Linked DNA regions of Mus musculus: region 1 is linked to region 2. The links are chromatin contacts, found by Hi-C or POLR2A ChIA-PET in ENCODE. All regions are on one chromosome and are shown on one strand. The core of a region is the stretch at or near the end of the contact, and the rest is flanking DNA. Distances in the headings are between cores, read along the strand shown.

Region 1 (6,555 bases), core at 662-3,161, 62 kb after region 2:
CGTCACTGCCATGCTAGTGTGGAGCACAGCACACTGGCTTCCCTGCTCAGCAGCCAACTGTGCCTTGACTCAGCCTTGATGCCTTTCCCACAAGGTGAGGATGATGTTAGGCTTGCAGGAGATGACTGAAGGCACACAGAAATGCCCTGGAGCCTAGTAAACTATAAACCACTGTAAGAACCAAAGACCTAATTGTTCCCCAAATGCTGCTCATCTGCCATCTAGCAGCAAAGCAGAGAGGCAGGAGGATGAATTCAAGGCCAGTCCAGCTACATGAACCTGTCTCAAGCATATGTAAGCAAAATGTGCTCACATGCCTTTAATCCTAACACTTGGGAGGCAGAAGCAGGTGGATCTCTGAGTTCGAGGTCAACCTGGTATGCAGAGCAAGTTCCAGGACAGTCAGAGCTACACAGAGAAACCGTCTCTGGGGCCGGGGGGTGGGCTTTTAAAAAAACATTTATTTATTTTATGTATATGAGTACACTGTAGCTGTCTTCAGACACATCAGAAGAGGGCATCAGATCCTATTACAGATGGTTGTGAGCCACCAAGTGGTTGCTGGGAATTGAACTCAGGACCTCTGGACGAGGAGTCAGTGCTTTTAACTGCAGAGCCATCTCTCCAGCCGTGGTTAGTATTGTTACATACATATGTGTGTGACCAGATCACATATATGACTACAACATGCTGAGCCTGTTTCTATTGTTTGTGTGTGGATGGTTTCAGAGTTGATCACACTGCATTGGACAAGCAGTGAGGGTCCTTATCCCTGGGAGAGGCTAGCTTTCCCTCTTGTAGCTGTCTTTAGTTGCCTGTAGTTCTTTGTCTAGGAGAGGGGCGAGTTTTCTCACTTCCAGATGAACATGTCTATTGACCTTGACCTTGTTCTTGTCTTGTTTATGGAGCCATTTCTTGGGAGACCGTTTCACAGCAGACTTTCTGCTATTCTGGCTCTTCTGTTCTAATCTTCCTCTTGCCTCTTTGTAGATGTTCCCCGAGTCACAGATGCAAGAGCTGTGACTGGATGTATCTACTGGGGCTGGTTCCCACCACCTCCTGATCTCTGAATTGTCCAGCCAGTGGTGGCTTGCTGTGATGGGCTCTATTTGCTGTAAAGAGGCTTAGTGATGAGGGGTGGTAGCTGCACTTATCTGTGGGTCTAAGGTAGAACGAAGTCAGAGACTATGCTAATTTAGCAAAGTGGTGGTAGTAGATTCTTTTCTAAGATCCCTGACCTTACTAACTCTGAGAACCTGGCTAGGTTTCCAGTACCAGTTTAATCTCCTTCCTGTTGAGTGGGTCTTAAGTCAAATTAGACAGCTGTATTTTCTTAGTGATTGATGTGGGAGGTCCCAGCTCACTATGGGTGGTGCCCCTGGGCAGGTGATCCTTGGATGTCTAAGGAAGCAGGCTGAGCAAGACATGGGGAACAAGCCAGTACGCAGCACCCTCTATGGCCTCTGCTTCAGTTCCTGCCTTGAGTTCCCTCACTGATGGATTGGAGGTACATCCAAGGTAGCTCAGTACAGAACACAGGTAGTCAGGAAGAGCAACAATCGCTTTTAACCTCTGACCTGAATCCAGCGCTGAAGCACATTTCCTGTGACCCCGGGATGGCATGACAGTCAGCAGCAGATGTGGACCAGACTGCATCATGCACCACCCCCACTGACAGCTTGGCTGCTGTGAACTGTCAAGCCTGGCACACAACAGTTAACCGCCGGGTCTGGCCGGGTGCCCAGCCTGGGCTGCAACACAGCCAGTTCCTTTCTTTTATCCCACTTGCTGGGAGAACTCAGCTGGGTGAATAGAAAGTACCTAAGACAAAAGTTACCAAGAGAGGCAGAGCCTTGTTTCCGCTGTGGCTCTGGGCCCAGGAACTTCCTTCTTTCACCCGCTTCTCCTAGAGACTTCCAAATGACGCCCTCCATGGCAGCAAGAGGGAAGCGGGCATCTTGGAGAGAGCCTGGAGTAGACGCTGCAAAAGGGCCCTTGAAGATGCCTCATTCTTGCTGAGGTGTTTGCAGTTAACATACAGGAGCCAAAATGATGGGCAGCTGCCCAAGCACTCACTGAGCTCAAGATTTGTCAGTGAGCCCCTACTGTGTGCTGGGCATGCTGACGCATGGTTTTAGGATTTATGCACCTGTGGGTCCCACACTTCCCAGGGAGCAGACACTGAACATGGAGAGCCTTGGGAGCTGAGGGTGAGTATGGCACAGAATACGGGGTGGGCCCCACGGGGAGTGGTTGAAAGGACACATCGAATCAAGGACCTTCAGAAGAGGTAGCATTTACACTGAAATGAGAATGGGAAAGATTTAGTTTAGCATGTGCAAAGGACCGAGATAAAGTACAGACAGCCCCCCCTCCACCTTCCCTTCTTCCGCCTCTTCCTCCTCTTCCTCCTTTTTCTTCTCCTCCCCCTCCTCACATCTTCTGCCTTTTTTTGAGGCAGGATCTCCTATAATCCAGGCTGGTCTCCATTTGCTCTGCTGACCCAGGCTAGTGTGCAACAACAGCTTCTCAGGCATACATAGCCTGAATGGTGCCCCATCCCTACCTACTTGGTGTCTATGGGGTTGTCTCATGAAATCCATACTGGCCTTGAACTCACCACGTATATAAATAAGGATGACTTTGAACTCCTGATCCTCCTGCCTCCACCTTCTGATTCCCATGCTAGGCAAGCACCCCATGTGTTTACAGGTGTGTGCCACTGTGTCCAGTTTAGGCCAGGGGACCTTTACCAAGGGGATCCTATCCCCAGGGAGACATTGACATCTGAAGAGATTTTTGGTTGTGGACTTTGGTGGCAATGGGAGGTGGTGATTTCTATCTTTAGTGGTTACAGCTAGGGGCCAATAGGTCAGGTTACACTCTCCCCCTCACCCCTTCTCACAGAGTGGTTCAGTGTCATGAAGAAATTGAGTAAGCCAAGGTCAGAGGGCATAACAACCCGGGATTTTGGGGTGAAGATCAAGACCAAAATGTTTTGAGCCTCCTCTAAATATGAATTTGGAAGTGATTGTCAAAGGTGCCTGTCCACATGCTGAATATGATGCAGTCTTGCATGTATGAGTGTGACACAGCCTGTGTGTGGACAGCACCATATTGGTCCAGGGACCAGCTCAACTCATGAGGCTTGGCTGCAAGCTCCTTTGCCTTTTGATCCATCTTGCTAGCCCTGTAGTTTTGTTTTGTTCTGTTCTGCTTTTTAACCTTTGACTTTATTTTTAGTTTTTGTAAACTAAACTTTAAACTAATAAAACTTTATTTTAGTTTTTGTGTTGAGACAGGGTCTCTGTGCAACCTTGGCTGTCCTGAAACTCACTTTATAGAGCAGGCTCGTCTCAGACTCATAGAGATTCACCTTCCTCTGCCTCCTGAGGCATCCACCATCACCTCTGGTCTGTGTATCGTGTATGCAGTGCCCTCACCAGCCAGAAGAAGGTGCTAGATCCCTAAAATTGGCGTTATAGGTGGTACCATATAAGGTACCATGTGGGTGCTGGGAACTCAACCTGGGTCAGATAGAGTGTTGCTAGAACCTAGGCTGATGTGTGATTCATGACCTTTCTGCCTCACCCTCCAGAGTGCTGGGGTCACAGGTATGTACCACCAAACCATTCCTTTAACATATTAATATTTCATGTAAGAGACAACATAATATAGTGCATCTATCTATTTATCTCTATATATCTGCATCTCTCTCACTGCCCAGCAAGCACTCACTCCCTGTGCAGGGCCTTGACAGTCTGTGTGTCGTCAGTGCCTAGCTCATATACCTGCCGTGTGCTACCCACATTCATTCTCCTGTTGATCCATGATGCTGCCTGACAGATTTCTTGTGGGGTAGGAGTCCTGAGGGGTTTTTGCTCTCAATTCACAGAAGACAGAGCTGATGCCTGAACCAGGAAGCTTGAGGCTTCCACACTCCAAGAAGACAAGGCAGGAGCCAGCGCTTATGCTGCATGAGATGGCACACAGGCTCATTCTATGTCTGTCACTGGAGTCGATACGACTGAGAAGTGGGGGGCGTCAGACACAGCCAGGGAGGTTTCCTCCCTCTTTTTTCCTCTCCATTCTCCTTCCCAATTCTCCATATCTGCATTGAGAGTTAATCTAGGCCAGCTATTCTCAACCTTAAGTCTGTAATCCTTTTTTTTTCAGCTGTAGCTCAGATGATATTTTTTTTATTCTTTTTTATTGGATCTTTTCTCTATTTACATTTCAAATGTTATCCCCTTTCCCTGTTTTTCCCCTCCTGGAAACTCCCATCCCATCTCACTGCTTCTATGAGGGTGTTCCCACCCACCCACCCACTCTCACCTCTCACCCTCGATTCCTCTACACTGAGGCATCTATCGAGCCTTCAAAGGACCAAGAGCCTCTCCTCCCATTGATGCATGACAAGTCCATCCTCTGCAATGTATGCAGCTGGAGCCATGTGTACTCCTTTGTTGATAGCTTAGTCCCTGGGAACTCTGGGGGCGTCTGGTTGGTTGATATTGTTCTTCCTCTGGGGTTGCAAATCCCTTCTACTCCTTCAGTCCTTTTTCCAGCTCCTCTATTGGACTAAACTCCCAGTGTTTAGTCCAATGGTTGGCTCCGGCAGGGCCTCTCAGGAGACAGTAAGGCTGTAATCCTTTAATACAGTTCTTTATGTTGTGGTGATTCCCAACCATAAAATTATCATCATTGTTACTTTATAACTATTTTTGCTACTGTCTTTTCTGATGATCTTAGACAATCCCTGTGAAGCTGTCTTTTGACTGTCAAGGGAGTGGAGGTTCACAGGTTAAGAACCACTGATCTACGATTTTGTGCATGCCATCCATACCACTGGTCACTGGGGATGTTAGGGACGGGGTCCATCCCTGAGCCATACCCCCAGCACTTCACTGGGAGATTCTAGGTAGAGACTTCACCCCTAAGCCATTCCCCAAGCCCTCCACTCACTTGATGTTCCTGTCACCCCTATTCCCAATTCCTTATTTCTGATGTCTGCCAACATTGATGTGTTCTGGGTCACCATAATGCTCCAGGTGAGACAACTATCTTGTAAAACTTTCACTGTTTATGAGTGAAACGCTGGCTTATGAGAGGGGCAGAGAGGGTGGAAAGGAGTGGAATCTCTTCCCAATGCCAGGTGTACTCATGGCTCCCAGCATCCCTTGGACTCCCTCTGCACACCTGGGCTCAGGCTCAATTTACATAGAGGCCCCAGGGGAGCCAGGTATTGGAAAGATTGTCTGGTCCCTAGGCTCCAGCACCCAGTGTTTCCAACCATGGTTGCTATGGTGACCACTGAAGGTTCCTTTAGAAGCTGGAAGACTACTCTGGTGCCTGAAGGAGGCAACAACATCCAGCAATACTGAGGAAAGCCTCTGTCTCACAGCCTGTTAGCACTTGCTAGCAAGCATCGGGACATCTCTGCAGGAGGGCTAGGGGTAACCAAGGCAGCAAGTAACCAAGGGGCCACATCCCCTCTTACAGATGGCTGTACCTAGCCAGCCTCCCAGGAGGGCTCCTCAGCTGCTCCTGTGAGGTGCATGGGTCTCAGGACCTTTCCTGGGGAAGAATTATCCAGGCGGATGGGAAGCATGGATGTAGGGCCCCTCAGCCCTGGCACTCGCCAGCGGCTTCTCCAGGGTCAGGCAGGCTCTCTGCCAGCACCCTCTTCCAGCAGTGCTGTGGTCATCTTCATCAGCTCTACCATCTCAGGTAAGGGTGGGGTGATGACTTGAGACAAGTGGCCACTCTTGGTGGTAGTGATGCCTCAGGGTGTCCTCCAAAAGATGTGTGTGAGCAGACCGGCTGGTGACCCACATCAGAATCATTGTCAAGGCTCCTCCTGGACTCTTTGTTTCTTTGTCCACCACATAGACTAAATAAACTGTTGTACACAGTGAATGGCCTAGTACTGCAACCAGTGGTCATGAGAAATGTCCTGTGTGCTTCGCTCTTTATGTTTTGCCTTGGGTATGCTTGGAAGTTGCTGGAGACAGAACCCAGCATTTCACATACACTTGATATATGGTACTGCGATAAGAACTTGTCTGCAGACAAGGGCCCTCATATCTACCCCCAAATGCTCTCCCACTGAGCCAAACTGCTAACCTCCTTTCCAAGTATTTCCTCTAGAAAAGATTTCTTTTTGTGTTTATTTCTTTATTTCTTTTTCTTTTTCTTGTTTTGTTTTGTTTTGTTTTGTTTTTGAGACAAGGTTTCTCTGTATAGCCCTGGCTGTGCTGGAACTCACTTTGTAGACCAGGCTGGCCTCAAACTCAGAAATCTACCTGCCTCTGCCTCCTGAGTGCTGGGATTAAAGGCGTGTGCCACCAAGCCCTGCTGTGTTTATTTATTTATTTGATGTTTTTGTCCTAGAGATTGAATCCAGTTTATGTTAGGCAAGCACTCTACTACTGAGCCACATTCCTAGGTCCTTCCCTATTTTATACATTTATTTAATTGTGTGTGTATGTAGGGGCACATGAGCTATGTACAGAAGGGATAACTTTCAGGAGTTGCTTCTCTTCTTCTACCAGG
Region 2 (5,970 bases), core at 932-3,431:
TGGGTTGATTTTTTAAAAATAATTTATTTAACTTTATTTTATGTGTATTGGTGTGAGGGTGTCAGGCCCCTTGGAACTGGAGTTACACATAGTTGTGAGCTGCCATGTGGGTTGGAGAACTGAACCGGGGTTCTTTGGAACAGCTGACAGTGCTCTTAATCACAGAGCCATCTCTCCAGCCTCTGCGGGTTGACTTTTAGGCACTGTCAAATTAACAAGATTCACCATTCAGGCAAAGTGGCACAAAACTTTAATTCCCACATTGGGAGGCAGAGGCAGGAGGATCTCTGTGATTTGCCTGCCAGCCTGAGCTACATGGTGACTGTTTTAGGGGTGGGGGCATTGATTCACCATTCAGGCTCCATCGCCCACACAGCCTGCATCTCTTCGTCTCAGTCAAGAGATGGTGGGCATCTGGGGCTGGAGAGATGGCTCAGAGGTTAAGAGCACTAGCTGTTCTTCCAGAAGTCCTGGGTTTGATTCCCTGAACCTACATGCTGGCTCATAACCATTTGCAACCCTATTCATGGGGGATCAGATGCTCTCTTTTGGCCTCTACAGGCATTGCTTACATGTGATTTACAGACACATGCAGATAAAATACTCTTATACATAAAATTAAATCAATAAATAAAACGTTAAAAGAGAAAGATGTTAGGCCCAAGAACCTGCAGTGATTGCTCTGGGAGCCACCTTTAGAAGCCAGGTGTGGCAGCACGCCTGTCCTGTCACTGGTCTCTTAGCTACTGTTGCCCGCATAAAACCACCATGACCAAGCATTTGGGCTTCCTGCCAGAGGGCTGAGTCTGTAATGGTGAGGAGACTCCACATCAAGCAGCAGATGTTGTGGCAAGGGCAGAGAGCTCAGGGCTCAGGGCTTGAGCCATAAGCAAAAAACAGGAAGAAGGCCTTTGGTTCTCAAAGTCCCTGCCCCCAGCAGCACACTTCCTCAGCCTCCCCCAAACAACACCACCAACTTGGGACCAGACTTGGGTTCATTCTCATTCAAACCACCACAACCAGGAAGGAAGAGACAGGATTCCCTGAGGTTCACTGGCTAGCCCACCCAGCAATGGTAGATTGGAGGTCGGGAAAGAGACTTTGTCTCAAAAATAAGGTGCAGGGCCTGGGAGACGGCTCAGTGGGTAAAGAGAGCTTGCTGCCAAGCCTGGTACCCGAGGCCCTACACGGTCAAAGGGAAGAACCAACTCCTCTACCTAGGCCCCCTGCACATATATAGCACATGAGCAGCCTGGGCCCCAGCAACAGGAGCGGGGGCTGTCCCTGAGTCTGTTGCCTGCCTGCCTGTGCATCCCATTCCCCTAACTGGGCTGCCTTGTCTGGCCTCAGTGGGAGAGGATGTGCCTGGTCCTGCAGTGACTGGGTGTGCCAGGGGGAGGGGTTGTATATGTGGGTGATACTTGGAGGGGGGCTCCTCCTCCTCAAAGAAGAAGAGGAGGGAAGAATGAGGGCTCTGTGTGAGGGGGTACTAAGAAGAGAGGGGGAGCTGATATGGGGATAAGTGAATAAATACAAAAAATAAATTCTAAAAAAGGTAATTTTTAGGTTATTCAAACTTAACAGGAAAATAAAAAGAATCAACTCTCCCAAAGTTGCCTACTTGAGTGCTAGAGAGACAGAGACTGAGACACATACTGGGTGGTAACAGAAGAAGTAGGTGTGGCTGAGGAGGGGCAGTAACTCAGCTCTCAGTAACAGTGCAGATCCTTCTGTCAGAAGCAGTGAGCAGCACCAGGGACTCCAGAAGCGAGAGAAACAATTCATTTCACAGCCTTGGGAAGCCAGAGGTCAGCCTAGAGTAAAGGGTAAAACTGGAGTCCTGAGTTGGTCACAGACTTTTTGCTTGTTTGTTTGTTTTCAAGACAGGGTTTCTCTGTGTAGCCCTGGCTGTCCTGGAACTCACTTTGTAGACCAGGCTGGCTTCAAATTCAGAGATCCGCCTGCCTCTGCCTCCCAAGGGCTGGGATTAAAGGCATGCGCCACCACTGCTCACAGACTTTTAATTTCCATGACTGGATGTCACCGCCCTCTGAATTCCTCAGTGGCTGAGTTCCTTCCCCTAGCATAGTCTCCACCGGAGGTTCTCCACCTTCCATGGACTTGAGATTGCCCAGTTCTGCTCTCCAGTGTGAGCTCAGACTGAACTTCTCAACCCAGTGTCAGCTAACAAGCTCTCAGGCAAGCAGGCAGCTGCCAGCCGGGAAAGACAGGTCTGGTGCCTCCTGGTCAGTCAGCTGTGGCTCTGGGGAGCTTTATATGAAGCTCTGACTGAGAATGGCCGTGGTTATTTATATCTTACCCCAGCCCCACCAAGGCCAGTCTGTATGGAGCCATCCTGTTCACCTTGCAGCAGACTCGCTGGCTCCCAGTGTCCAAGGCCAGCCTCATTTTCGTCTTCACCATGTTTATGGTGTCATGTAAGGTAAGCCACCCCTGCCTGTGACCTCTACTTCCCTGGAATGGGGTGGGGGTACTCAGAAACTACCGGGGGAGACTTGATCCACCTGAGATAGATGGAAGAAATTTATCAGGAAATTGAGGTACGAGGGCCAAGGAGGTAGGGATGGAGATGGCAAGAAGGAGCTTCCAGGCACAGGCTGGGGGTGCTTGTATGGGACAGTAGGGGGACAGGAATCTGATCAAACCAGAAAGGAGTCTTGGGCCTTCCCTGTCCTTCCACAGGGCTGAGGGTTGTCCCCAGCTCCCCCAAACATAGAAAGCTCCTGCCTACAAATGGTTCATTCTTAGGAGAAGACCACAGCCTTGGAGGCTAAGGCAGGAAGATCCATATGAGTTTGAGGCCAGCTTGGGCTACATAGTGAGTTCCAAGCCAGCCAGGGTTACATAGTGACATTCTGTTTCAAAAACCCTGGGCCCTGTGGCAAGAAAGTGGGCCCAGGGTCAGGAGTTCAAGGTTATGTTCAGCTTCACAGCAAATTTGAAGCCAGCCTGGGCTACATATGACTGTATCTCAAAACAACAACACAAACAAAAAGCAAGTAAGAAAACAAAGAAGGAGAAAAAGGAGGGCGTGAGAGGGAATGAATGTATTGTTTAGAGTTCTAGAATGTGAGGCCTAAGGTAGCAGGGGTGAGTATGGTGGAAGCAGGGGTGGGGTACAGTGAGGTACCTCTTCTAGCTTCAGATGATTGACACCTTCTATGGCCAGATTGGCTACATAGTGAGTAGGAGGCTAGCCTGGGCTACATGGTACCCTGTCTCAACAACAACAAAATGTAATCCTGAAGTCCAGGTGTTGGGATGTACTGTTGTCATGGGTGACCACTGGTCACAGCATCCCTAGGCTGCCCAGGTGTGGACACTGGAAGTCATGCCTCTTCAGAGTCCAGGATGGGGGCTCGTGCACTTGGGGGCATGGGAAGCTGGAGGGCTGGGGCTGGCTCAATCCCCTCACTGCTCCTTTGCTCTCTCCTCTCCTACCATGTGTTTCCTGGACTCCCCTTAGGTGTTCCTGACAGCCACACACTCCCACAGTTCTCCATTTGATATCCTGGAGGGTTACATCTGCCCAGTGCTGTTTGGGGCAACTTGGGGAGGCGACCATCACCATGACAACCATGGAGCACCACATGGCATGGGACTAGGCACCCAGCACTCCGGCCTGCCTGCCAAGGCCAAGGAAGAGCTGGGCGAAGGATCCAGGAAGAAGAAGACCAAGAAAGCGGATTAGGGGTTGGCCCCAGGAATCCACTGCGTGCTTGGTAGAAGGATGTGGACTCAAAGAAACTCAGAACTTAGGGGCATTCAGGGCTCAGACCCTCCCCTCCCCCCGCCCTGCTCTCTACCACCCTCAACTTCCCCATCTGCAGTTTGGAGCCATCAGCAATTCCAAGGGCTGATGTGGGCTAAATTAGTGTGGAGGAATTCAACAGATGTGGAAAACCCTGCCCTCTGCCAGACCCCTCAAAAGGTCACAGCCTTTGGGGGCACACAGTCTAGGCCCAAAGCCCTGGCTGGTAGGCTCTTGGTTTTCATTCTGTGTTCTGTCTAATTATATCTTGTAACTAAAAGAATTTAAAGCCACATGGAGACTCAATTATCTAGATCCTCTCGAGAGCCAGGTGCTGGGGTCCCATGTCCTTCCGCACTCAGGACCTCCCTAGAATTTTGTGACTCCTGCTGGACATCTTTAGGCAAATGGCCTTCCTTCTCTGAGCCTTCTGTTTCTGTTCTGTAGCATGGAGACCCCAGGTCCTCCTGTGTACAAAAGGGTCTTTATAATTTCAAGCAGTTGCTTAAGCAGCGTGCTAGTGAGAAGGAGACTGGAGCAGCATGAAGGACAGTGGCAGGCTGCTTGGTATGTAGGCCATTTGTGTTTGAGGCCAGAAGGTCTCACCAGATACTCAGCTGAGCATGAGCAGGCACATTTAGGGCAGACTGCTAACAGGAGGGGGGCTTGAGTTCCTAGGTGCCCACAGGTAAGAGGTGTGGGTGCAGAGCAGAGGGTCCAAGAGCCAACAGCCTTGGTTACTCACAATTGGGCTCTGGGTGTATCAGGTGTCCCTCATGCCTGATCAGCATAGTTCATTCAGTCATTCAACAAACACACAGATCCACACATGCTCGCTATACAGTGTCATGCTGCTCCTCTTAGGAGCGAGCCTTATACAGGGGAAGGGCCATGGTCGCCAAAGTCTCCAGGGCACCTGAGAGAGGTGAGCATGGGGTCCTGCTGGTCTCAGGCTTATGTGAGGCTCAGATCTAGTTGAAGTACCCAGTGTAGCCCATTTGTTGAGAAAATGCTCCTCATAACTTTGCCTGGAGGTAGGGTAGGCCCTGAGGCTGGAAGCTCCCGAGTTTCATCCCCTTGATGTCAATCAAAGCTCAGTGTGAGTGATCAGCCAATAAATCTGGTGCGAGTAAATCAAGCTCTTTTTCTTTATTCAGCCTCAAAATGTAGGGATCCAGCAGAGTCTGTTTTAGAGATGGCCCAGGCCTCCAGGGATAGGAGATGGGTCTGAAGCCTGGGAAGCAGGGTCAAGCATATCTGAGTTCTCCAAGATAAGTGGGAAGGTGCACACCTGTCCAGAAGCTGAGGCAGGAGGATCACTGTTTCTAAGCCTGCCTGAGTGAAACCAAAAAGTAAGGAAGGAAATGAGGAAGAGAGGAGAGAGAGAATGGGGAGGGGGATGGGGAAAGGAGGGAGGGAGGGGAGGGAGAGAATGGGGAAGGAGGGGGAAATAGAGGAAGGGGCAGGGAAGAGAGAGGTGAGGAGGAGAGGGGAGGGGAGGGGAAAACTCCTTTTGCCACTCAGCACTTCCACTTTCAGGAATGTGCTGCAAAGGGGACCTAGTGATCATGGCTTTTCACAGTAGCTAAAATTTGGAGGCAGGAAGAAAGGCCATAAACCCCTGACAGCGGATGGGTCTGGTGTCAAGACAGAAAACCGGCCCTAAACCTCAGTGGGTTCTGGCCTGGGATTAGCCTCCAGAGCAGCTGGGATGATCACAAAGAAGTAGCCTTTTGCCCTCCAACCCAAGGCGAGGGTATCACAAATTCTGATTGGGCGGACTGAATGGAAATAAAAAGCCTCCCAGCCTATTTTAGGAGGGAGGCGTGATGGCTGCTGGCTGGCCTGTGGTCAGGGACCATTGCCAGAACAGGCTGCCATGGTGTCCACAAACAGGTGCCAGAACTCTGACAGCCCGGTCTTAAGTTCAGGTTAATTTTAGCAGGATTCAAGTTTGGTAGCTTCTATTGTCTGATATTGAGAGCGGGGTTCTTTATACTGTTTAAACAATTATGTTTAGCATTTAAATCCAAGTCTGGGCACCATATGATGCGTTTATAAAAAGATAGAGAATGAATATGTTCTATAGGGGTGTGGTGAGGTATGGGGGGAGGGGGTGCCTTGGCGGGCCCATGCCAAGATATCCCTTCCCCATGAGAGACCAGCCACACGATGGTATGGTATAGAATAGAGTTTAT

What was found. A loop is a pair of places that touch in the nucleus more often than their neighbours do. ChIA-PET counts read pairs that join two places held with the same protein, here RNA polymerase II (POLR2A).
Region 1: a map of T-helper 17 cell shows a loop between it and region 2 (30-fold over the local background). The contact joins the promoter of Nwd1 here to the enhancer-like site in region 2. A Hi-C loop is called at or near these places in 5 of 37 maps with a recorded cell type or tissue (T-helper 1 cell, T-helper 17 cell, T-helper 2 cell and 1 more). POLR2A ChIA-PET finds 5 or more read pairs at or near these places in 2 of 5 experiments (both embryonic stem cell).

Annotation. Positions count from the first base shown.
Region 1 is chr8:72,644,800-72,651,354 of GRCm38, forward strand. Nwd1 (NACHT and WD repeat domain containing 1) reads left to right here and starts at 1,912. Exons shown (of 19, transcript NM_176940.5): 1 at 1,912-2,210.
Region 2 is chr8:72,582,375-72,588,344 of GRCm38, forward strand. Tmem38a (transmembrane protein 38A) reads left to right here. Exons shown (of 6, transcript NM_144534.2): 5 at 2,326-2,443; 6 at 3,488-4,910. The coding sequence ends at 3,712. Among named protein-coding and RNA genes, the nearest start is that of Gm51538, 3.1 kb to the right of the region's middle. Within about 2 kb of position 2,182, at least 1 of the 3 ENCODE cell types and tissues checked has a DNase peak (open chromatin) inside an H3K27ac peak, as active enhancers do.